Regions from separate parts of the Homo sapiens genome. Here region 2 is linked to region 1. A link is a contact called in ENCODE Hi-C or POLR2A ChIA-PET data. All regions are on one chromosome and are shown on one strand. The core of a region is the stretch at or near the end of the contact, and the rest is flanking DNA. Distances in the headings are between cores, read along the strand shown.

Evidence for each region. Hi-C counts contacts between places; a loop is a spot of excess contacts on that map. ChIA-PET counts read pairs that join two places held with the same protein, here RNA polymerase II (POLR2A). Pooled maps may share reads with other maps.
Region 2: a loop to region 1 is called in a pooled map, with 6 times the contacts of the local background. The contact joins the promoter of KMT5A here to the promoter of LINC01089 in region 1. A Hi-C loop is called at or near these places in 1 of 37 single-sample maps with no recorded cell type and 9 of 50 pooled maps. POLR2A ChIA-PET finds 5 or more read pairs at or near these places in 1 of 52 experiments (GM12878).

The regions. Positions count from the first base shown.
Region 1 is chr12:121,801,696-121,805,189 of GRCh38, reverse strand. LINC01089 (long intergenic non-protein coding RNA 1089) reads left to right here and starts at 2,244. Exons shown (of 4, transcript NR_152740.1): 1 at 2,244-2,559; 2 at 3,382-3,483. It overlaps SETD1B (SET domain containing 1B, histone lysine methyltransferase), which reads right to left and starts at 1,181. Exons shown (of 17, transcript NM_001353345.2): 1 at 957-1,181; 2 at 279-466; 3 at 1-72. The coding sequence starts at 452. RefSeq lists silencers at 887-946, 987-1,116, 1,387-1,636.
Region 2 is chr12:123,381,391-123,388,152 of GRCh38, reverse strand. KMT5A (lysine methyltransferase 5A) reads right to left here and starts at 4,021. Exons shown (of 8, transcript NM_020382.7): 1 at 3,945-4,021. The coding sequence starts at 3,954. RefSeq lists enhancers at 3,391-3,550, 4,391-4,610, 4,133-4,863 and silencers at 3,731-3,900, 4,828-5,050.

The sequences.
Region 1 (3,494 bases), core at 995-3,494:
CTCCTTGTTTTTGGTCCAGATCCCGACGACCCGGGGATCTTCGACAATTTCCACCGGGCGGTTGCTGGACATCTGTGGGGAGAAATTGGGGGGCCGGGATGAGAGAACTGGTCCCCCTCCCCATGGGCAGACCCCTTTCTCGAGGCACTTGTCAAACTCCAGGGCTGGGGCCCCGTCTGACAGTTGGCCGGGGGATCGGGCGGGGGGTCCCTGGCCGCTAGGCGCGTCTCCCCGGACACGACGCGGGGCACGGCTGGGGGGGCGCGCCGGCTACTCACCGCCAGGCTGAAATGCTGCCCATCGTAGCGGTACAGTTTATGATGCCCCTTTTTCAGAGCCGGGTCAATCATCAACTTGTAACTTCTCCAATGGTGGTTCCTCCTCTCGCCCGAAGGGCCGGGCTGCGGCGGGGGCTGCTGGTGGTGGTGGTGGGGGGGGTGACTGTTCTCCATGCCGTTAACCCAACCTGAAAACCAGCAAGTTGTTGTCGTCTCCGCCGCGGCGGCGGCGGCGGCCGCTTCTACACACACGCGAAAGAATCCAATCGGCAGGCCCCCACCCCCTCCCACCTTGCCAGCGCGCCCCGAAAGGAGCTGTCTCGCTGGCTCCCCCCAAAACAAGAATGGAGCGAGAGAATAACCCTTCCGGGAGAATTACGCGCCCGCCCGCTCGGCCACCGTCTCGGGGCGGCAGCGAGGGGCTCCCGGGGGTCCCCTGGGCGGGCTGGCGGGGCCCGGGGCGCCCGGAGGACGCGGACTCCGGCCCATGGTGCCCGCCCGGCCGCCCGGCGTGGCGCTCACCCGCTAGCTCGGCCCGGCTCTGGCGCGAGGCTGGCGGCAGGGCCTGGCGGCGCCGCCGCCCGCCCGCCCGCTCGCCCGCTCGGGCCAGGGCCGGGGCCGGGGGCTTGGGCCGCCCGGCTGCCGGCCGCGGCCTCTCCCTCCCCGAGCCGCGCTTACATCCCCGCCGGGCGCCGGCCTCCCTGCGCCGCCAGCCAGTACATGGTGTCCCCCGAGGGAGCCGAGGCCGGGGCGGCCGGACCGGGGGCCAGGAAGGGGGGGCGCCGCCGCCGCGGCTGCCGGGCCCGGAGCTGCTGCCGCTGCCGCCGCCGCTGCTGCTGCTGCTGCCCGGGAGGCGGCTGGCGGCGGAGGCTCGGCTCCCAGTAGCCGCACATCCCACAATACACCGCTAAGGAGCCCGACCCGAGCGCTCACCCTCCTCCTCTTCCTCCTCCTCCTCCTCTTCCTCCTCCCCTCTCCTTCCTCGCCGCTTCCCCAGGCACTCTCCCGGCGGCGGCAGCTGCGCCGCCAAAGCCCCGGGCCCCAGCGGCCCCCCACCCCTCACTCGCGCGCTCCCACACTGCCTCCCCCTCCCCGGGGGAAGGCCTTTTAATTTATTTATTTTTCTGGGACTGGGGTGGGGGTCTTGGCTGGCGGGGGAGGGGGTCTCCCCGGGCTCTACCTCCCGCGGCCGGGACTACCCTCAGAGCCGCGACCGCCGCGGCGTGCGTCCCGGGCCTGCAAAACTGTTTCCAAACTGCCCGGGCCGGAGGCGGGCGCGCGGGGCCCGGGGAGATGGCTGGGGTCTGGGGGGCCGAGGGTGTGTGTGGACGCTGGGAGCCGCGGGGGGAGGCCGGCGTCGACTCAGAGGAGTTGCAATCGAGGTATCTGCGCTCCGGCTTCCTCCTGCGGCCCGCGACCCCCTCCCCGGAGCTGAGCTGGGGAAGGGAGACCAGGGTTCACCACGTTAGCATTCGCATTCCTGGGAGGATGCAGCCCTCGCCTGGACCTGGGCGATAGACGCCTTCTTCTGTTTTTATTTTTGGAGGGGAGCGCCCTGTAATTGTCCTGAACACATGCTTCCCCCCCTTCCTCCAGCCACCCGCGGAGGAGAGAGTCCCCCTTTTTTGCATTTATCTTTTCCTTCCCCTTTCTTTATTAAAGGTCCGGGAGTGGCGGCGGCCAATCAGCGCGCGGCTTCCATTTTGTGAGTTCAACTCCGAGGCTCCCGGGCTTCGCGAGGACGCGTTTGCAGCCCCCTCTGCCGCTCCTCTCTGGCGGCCGAGGCGCAGGAGCCGCCTCGCCGGGGCTCGGAGCTGGTGTAGCTCATATTGGGGCTCTTTTCGGGGTTTGTAATTTGGCCGTGGGTAGGTAATTGGCTGGAGCAGGGCGGCAGGGCGCGGCAGCCAATCAGCGCGCGGCTTCTATAGGGCTTGAGTTATTAGACGCTGATCTCAAAACATCCTTCATCAGACACGAAGGAGAGGCCAACAGATGAGGGAAGCCATTTTTCTGCAATGGAATTAAATGGCCAAGTGGGTTTTTCCTTTGTTGCAAATGGGGAATGTTTTTCCTTTGACTCTACCATCCAGTTCAGGACGTCTCAGTGTGTTTAACATTTGTCAACAGGCCCAAGGACTCACAGTTGGAAGACTGGAGAAGACTTTTTAAAAAGATCTGGATTTTTCCTTATGACTTGGAATCCATCTTTGTCTTGTATAACTAGGTCATAGCACACCATTCATGTCAGCAGTTAACAGTTTTGAATTCCAAAAAAACCTAAGTAAATGACATATTTTTTTTCCTCTTTTTGTTCTATGGGTGGGTGGGGGGAGCTTGGAGCTGTCTTAATCTGTATTCTCTTGACTGAACAATAAATTTTTAAATATATCTAGTTTCCTCTATTAAACACTTAAACCTGGCCATCTTATTAACTCCTTCTCTCTTTTTAACAAGGTAATGTTTTAAATGTATATAGCTTTAGGACTAGCGAAATGGCAGCAACAAAAAATTGTGAGCAGTTGTTACTCTTTTAGTTTTTAAAAAACCTTTTACATTGTAAGTACCCAATCCATTCTGTCCTGACGCAGTACAGTTTTGATGTTAATGTTGCTGAGATGTCCTTAATTTTCCGAACCTTCATCTGCATGTATGTCTTTGTCTCTCTTGTCTAATATAAGCCAGTTAAGATGCTTGAGACGATCTTGCTTTATAAAGCTAAGGTTCTAGCTTTATGCTTTTGAAAATGTTTACAGCACTAAATGCTAGTCAGCTTTCTTCCCCGTAGCTTGTACACTTTCTTTGAAAATCGATCTATTTGAAGAAAAACAGCCCTGTTTTTCTCGTCTTTGGTGTTGGGGGTTGGGGGGAGCTGGTGGGTGAGGGAAAGGAAGACCTTTTCTTTGTGTAGAGAGACTAAAGCCGTCACAGGAAACTAGATTAAAACTGGAAAACAAGTCCTAGCTGGTTCCAGCAAACACCAACGTTAAGTGGGGGGTATTTTCTATGGTGGTTGGGCGGCTGGTGCGTCTTGTGCCTTTTGTTTGATTTGACTGTATTTTCGCCTTTTGTCTCTTAATGACGATCACACCATTGCTATATCCAGAGCAGTAAACAGTCCTCAGCGAAGCCGCCTTTTTGCCTACCCAACCCTGGAAAGTTTGCAGAAGTGGAAGGAGCAGAACGTGAGGGTGTAACTTACAAAAAGGTAATAAGAAC
Region 2 (6,762 bases), core at 2,772-5,271, 1.6 Mb before region 1:
CCTTGTTCTCCTATCCCGCCGTGAGAAAATGCCCCCATAGGCAGACGAGGTTCCCGTCACTCTGGTGGCTGTTTCAGCATAGCTCACTGCCCTGCACCACTACTCTGTGGCCATTAAGGCTTGAGGGCCCACAGCCAGATTCACTGTATTTGTGCAAAGTCATAGATGCAAACAAGACACTTCAAGGCATCCAGCTCCTGCAGCCTGGCCCATGGCCTGGGAGTCAGGGGCTGGACTTATTTCCCTGCATCTGCCCAGAGGTGTTTTGTGACCATCGCCAAGTCACTTCCCCAGTCTGGGCCTCAGTGTCCTCATGGGTAAAAACCAAGAACCTTGAATTCCATAATCCACCAGAGCACCTTCCAACATCCACAGATAAGCAAATGGCTGTTTGTAGCCATCCTCCCACCTAGCCTCCCTCGACTCCCATTGGAACGGATAAGACTGAGTAGGATTAGGTGGTGACAGGTCACTGCTCAGACAATCCCTCCCAAATCAGCTCATGCTTTAGCATCCTTCAAGGCAGGGTCTCCAGCCCAACCACTAACTCCAGTGGGCTAGGTACTCTGCCTATGCCCTCTGCAGAGCCTACTACAGTTGAATATCCAAAAGATTACCCAGAGGGTGAAAGAGGATTCGAAAGTGACACTCTGATAACCAGGTTGAGCCATTTGAAAGCGTCTTCTATTTCTGCAAGGCAGAGAAGTTTTGCAGCTTAACTGCCATGAGAATCATGGTTTTGGAGCAGGAAGCACCCACATAGATCATCTTATCCATTTCACATTCTAGTATACCGAGCCACACCCCACGCCCCACTCATGGTCATAGCTTTCTCTGCATTTGAGCCCCCAATTGCAGGGGACACATTACAAGTCTAGCACCTATTCCTCTCAATTCTGCAGCTCCAGTACCTAGAAGATGTAAATACAGATCATTCAATGTAAGTTTCAAAACAGTCCTTTCTCCGCAAGTTTATACGTATATAACAAATACACCAGCTGGGCGCAGTGGCTCACACCTGTAATCCCAGCACCTTGGGAGGCAGAGGAGGGCAAATCACCTGAAATCAGGAGTTTGAGACCAGCCTGGCCAACATGGCGAAACCCCGTCTCTACTAAAAATACAAAAATTAGCTTGGCGTGGTTGCGCATGCCTGTAATCCCAGCTACTTGGGAGGCTGAGGCAGGAGAGTCACTTGAACCCAGGGGGGTGGAGTTTGCAGTGAGCCAAGATTGTGCCACTGCACTCTATCCTGGGTGACAGAGTGAGACTCTGTCTCCCAAAAAAAAAGAAAAGTCTGTATTTTTGGAGACCCCCCCACCAGGTGCTAAGGGATAATGAACTGAAGATGGCAAAATGAGGAGGGCAACCAACCAAGAGACCATTCAACAATGGCAGTAGAAATAGTGAAAGGTAGGTGGACTGACCCCTGAGACTAATATATTGGGGTTGTAAATATTTGCATGATTATAAAACTTCAAAATGAGTGAGGTGTTGCCTGGCATCTGACCAGTTTGTTTCTGTGACCCAGCAGGGCTCTCAAAGTGAATTGCAAGTTCAAAGCCCAATTTTCTAGAAGAAAAAGACTGTTCATTTGAAGTGCTGTAAATGATTTGGTATTTACAATTCTAAATATTGGCCAGGCGTGGTGGCTTTTGCCTGTAATCCCAGCACTCTGGGAGGCCGAGGTGGGCAGATAACCTGAGGTCAGGAGTTCAAGACTAGCCTGGCCAACATGGCGAAACCCCGTCTCTACTAAAAATACAAAAATTAGCTGGGTGTGGTGACAGGTGCCTGTAATCCCAGCTACTTGGGAAGCTGAGGCACAAGAATCACTTGAACACAGGAGAGGGAGGGTGAAGCGGGCTGAAATCACTCCACTGTACTCCAGCCTGGGTGACAGAGAGAGACTCTGTCTCAAAAAAAAAAAAAAAAAAAAAAATCTAAATCTAAATATCCAATTTAATAGCTTGCAAGGGCAGTAAAGCCTAAGAAACAGGTAACTACTAATTTGGGGGTCAAGTGAGACAGTGAGAATCAATAACTAATAATTACATAGGTGATTTGTAAGCTGCCATGGGAGGAGCTGACAAACATTATCTTCGCTTTGGGTAAGTAAGGGAGGTTGGGTGGCACAAGCAAAGACCCAGCCAAGCTAGAGTCTGGACAGCAAGTTTGGACTTCACGCTTCCTCTTCCAAAAAATGAGAATAACAATTTGTAAAGATCAATTGAGTTAATAAAGTGCCTGGCCCTCAGTGGTAATTATTATTATTTTGTTATTGTTCTTGTTTGTTTTTTTGAGATGGAGTCTTGCTCTGTTGCCCATGCTGGAGTGCGGTGACGTAATCTCGGCTCACTGCAAGCTCCACCTCCCAGGTTCAGGCAATTCTCCCTGCCTCAGCCTCCCAAGTAGCTGGGATTACAGGCATGCGCTGCCATGCCCGGCTAATTTTGTATTTTTAGTAGAGACGGGATTTCTCCATGTTGGTCAGACTGGTCTCGAACTCCCGACCTCAGGTGATCTGCCCGCCTTGGCCTCCCAAAGTGCTAGGATTACAGGTGTGAGCCACCATGCCTGGCCATAATTATTATTTAGTCATATTTTAAGTATTTCAATGATAGATGGTTAGTTTTCTTCATATATTAATTAATGCACTACTTTTAAAACAAGTAGTTTAAATGATTTTGCTGTGATGAGAAAAATGAACCCAGGAAGCATAGTTTTATTAAAATTTGTCAGATAAATTAGTCAGATAATGTTAAATATACTTTTAGATGCTTAACACTTTTCAAAGGAAAAATATTAGTATTAATTTTCTCCAAGAGTTGAGTGATGAAGCTCTTTAACCTGAAGTTTACTATGCCTCATTTTTTCATCAGGCTCTGGGTAAGTCTTATCCCAAAAGAACCTCTAGGGATGCTAGGAGAATAGATGATGCAACTGACTTCAGGGCCTGAAAACAAAGGGACCCAATAGATATTTACTGAATGAATCATTATTTTATTCATTATTATTGCTATAGGGAGCATACTGCACTAAAGCAAATTCCTACTAACACTTGAAGCCTTGAAATTTTGAGAAAAATATAATACCAAAACTTTTTTTTTTTTTTAATACTAATTCTACTCAACTTTCACGCTCAAGTTTTTGGCCCTTTGGCGTGAAGGAGACGCAGTGGCTGGAAATGACCAAGCGGTTGGAGATCTCTTTGCCGCATACCTGGGAGGCACTGTCCTGACAGCCAACTAAGTATGCAGAGGACTTCAGACAGGGCATCGCCTCCCAGGGCTGTACAAGCCCACCCAAGCCATCTACCGGGGGGCGAAGTCCTGACCAGATGCGGGGCGAACGACCGCGCCCGCGAGATGCCAGGAACCCGTTTTACCCCAAAGTGGGCCAGCGGGGCCCGGCCTTCGCTCCAGCGGCGCAGAGCTGACTCAGGACGTGGGGAGGGAGGAAAGGCGCCTGCTGCGGTGTCCACCCTGACGCGCACCCCAATATGCAGGTTATCGATCTGCGCCTTCGCCTCGGGATCACCTCCTTTCCCAAAGAGAGAGGGCCCCAAAGTGGGCGAAGCCTCACTCCTGCCCCCGCCCCACTTCTATCAATAACACCTATTCCCTGGAGGTGCCCTGCGCTTTAGTTTCCAAAGAGCTCTGACATATGGATCTGCTGCCGTGGAGAGGCAGGCCCGCAGGTGTTCACTTCATAGAAGGGAAACAGAAGCACGGCAGTGGGAAGGGTTTCTGGGGGCATCTGGAGCCGCAAGGGGGGGCCGGCGGGTTCCGCAGCAGCACCCCCTCTCCCCCCACGCGGGTCCCCAAGCTTGCCCCGAGCCACCCGAGGAGGACGCCTCCCCGCAGCCGCTGCCTCCACCCCGGCAACCCCTCCAGCACGACCCCCGACCCAGCCGCTCCGGTGCCGGCCACTTGGGCAAATACCTCTAGCCATGGCTCCACTCTGTCACCGCCTGGGATCTCCCGGGAAACCCAGCTTTCGAAAAAAGTTGCAACAACTCAGCCAACTGCTCCGCCGGGCTCCAGCTGCTCGCCCCGATTGGCGCCGCCTCCCGCCTCTCCGCAGGCTGCCCGTAGTGATAGGCCAACTCGGAGAAAGGCCCCGCCCTTCTCCCGCCTCTTCGGCGGCGGGGCGTGTCCAGCCGCCGCAATAACTGCAAACGCTTTCCCGACAGGTCCCGGCGGAGGAGGTGGGAGGGGTGTTTAAATTTGACCGTCGCCAGACGTTGAATGGCTGCGATGGAAGACACCCGAGCTGCCATTGGGAGGCCCCAGATTCCTCCCCCTCCCGCTGCTGAAGCTCCGCCTCCGGAGCGTGAGTAGCCCGGCTGGAGCCCTGGGCTCCGAGCCGACCGGATCTGGGACTTCCGGTTCTCTGTGGGCTTGACCGGAACCCGACCTTTGACCCCTCGATCTTCCCTTAAGAGCTGGGAAACCTGAGTCTCCCAGCAGTTTAGCAACTCCAGCACACCGACCTCTCCAGCAGTTTGATCCATTCATTCTCAGGTTTGAAAGGTTTTGGCCGGGCGCGGTGGCTCATGCCTGTAATCCCAGCACTTTGGGAGGCTGAGGCGGGCGGATCACCTGAGGTCCGTGGTTCGAGACCAGCCTGACCAATATAGAGAAACCCAGTCTCTACTAAAAATACAAAATTAGCCGGGCGTGGTATCGCATGCATGTAATCCCAGCTACTCGGGAGGCTGAGGCCGGAGAATAGCATGTAATCCCAGCTACTCGGGAGGCAGAGGTTACGGTGAGCCGAGATCGCGCCATTGCACTCCAGCCTGGGCAACAAGAGCGAAACACTGTCTCAAAAAAAAAAAAAAAAAAAAAGGTTTATTGAATATTCCAGTATTCAAAACCCGGCCGGGCGCGGTGGCTCACGCCTGTAATCTCAGCACTTTGGGAGGCCGAGGCGGGTGGATTACGAGGTCAGGAGATCGAGACCATCCTGGCTAACACGGTGAAACCCCGTCTCTACTAAAAATACAAAAAAAATGAGCCGGGCGTGGTGGCGGGCGCCTGTAGTCCCAGCTACCTGGGAGGCCGAGGCAGGACAATGGCGTGAACCCGGGAGACAGAGCTTGCAGTGAGCCGAGATCACGCCGCTGCACTCCAGCCTGGGCGACAGAACGAGACTCCGTCTCAAAAAAAGAAAAAAAAAAAAACCCACAGACACAACTCCTACCAACTAACTGGGTCAGTAGGGAAGGTCCTTCCAGGACCGCAAAGATCCTAATGCTTCACACCCACCCATTTTACAGATGGGGCAATAGAGGAAGCGGGTCACTTACGCGCTGCCCAAGGTCACCCAGCAATGTAATTGCAGGGCCTGGGTCAGTCTCTCCACTGTTCAAACACTAAATGGCTACCTTATCCCGAGGGAAGCAAGTATTCGCTGTTCCCCTCTGAGAGAGGGGGCTCAGTCAGTATGTTCCCAGAGAATCAGGTGTCCTGGAGTGTCTGCTTTGGACTCAGGGAAGGCGTCCAGTTACTACTGCTCTTCCCTGGGGCCCCTCCCAGGGGTGTGGGACGAGGTCACTAATCCATCCTGTCTCTTTGGTAATTGAAAAGGTTTTGGAGACCCAACCATTGCCCAAAGACTCTTCCAAAGCACCAGGAAAATAGGAAAGGAAAATAAAATGATATATGTGAAAGCACTGGGAAAGGTAGAAAAGGACACTTTTGTCACAAAGTCACTGTGTCACTTGGCACATCAGTTCAGCTCTCTGGCCTTCCATTTCCCTACCTGTCAAATGAAGGAGCTGGTGCCGTAATCTCCAACATGCCTTACAGCTTCCATAAATATGTGGAAGTGTGGCAGTGTGCAGTGGCTCTCACCTGTAATCCCAGCACTCTGGGAGGCCGAGGCAGGTGGATCACGAGGTCAGGAATTCAAGACCAGCCTGACCAACATGGTGAAAACCCCGTTTCTACTAAAAATACAAAAATTAGCCAGGCGTGGTGGTGCGTGCCTGTAATCTCACTACTCAGGAGGCTGAGGCGGAGAAGTGCTTGAACCCGGGAGGCAGAGGTTGCAGTGAGCCAAGATCGTCCCACTGCAATCCAGCCTGGGCACCAGAGCGAGACTCTGTCTCAAAACAAACAAACAAACAAACAAAAAATATATATAGAGAGAGAGGTGTTTGCTTTCTCCAAAATTGATTATTTCAACATTTATTGAGCTCTATGCCTGCCGCTGTTTTGGATCCCCCAAGGATCCGAAGGGAAAGTAGACACAGCTCCTTCCCTGCATTCTTTTAGGGAAGAAACAAGGCATTATTTAAAAGATAATTTTAAGGCTGGGTGTGGTGACTCACACCTGTAATCCCAGCACTTTGGGAGGCTGAGGTGGGCGGATCACCAGGTCAGAAGATCGAGACCATCCTGGCTAACACGGTGAAACCCCATCTCTACTAAAAATACAAAAAAAAAAAAATTAGCCGGGCGTGGTGGCAGGCACCTGGAGTCCCAGCTACTCGGGAGGCTGAGGCAGAGCTTGCAGTGAGCCGAGATCACGCCACTGCACTCCAGCCTAGGCGACAAAGAGAGACTCCATCTCAAAAAAAAAAAAAGAGAAAAAAGAAAAAAAAGATCATTTTGTTTATTTATTTTTATTTTTCTTGAGACGGAGTCTCTCTCTGTCTCCCTAGGCTGGAGTGCAGTGGTTTGATCTCGGCTCACTGCAACATCTGCCTCCTGGGCTCAAGCAATTCTCCTGCCTCAGCATTCTGAGTAGCTG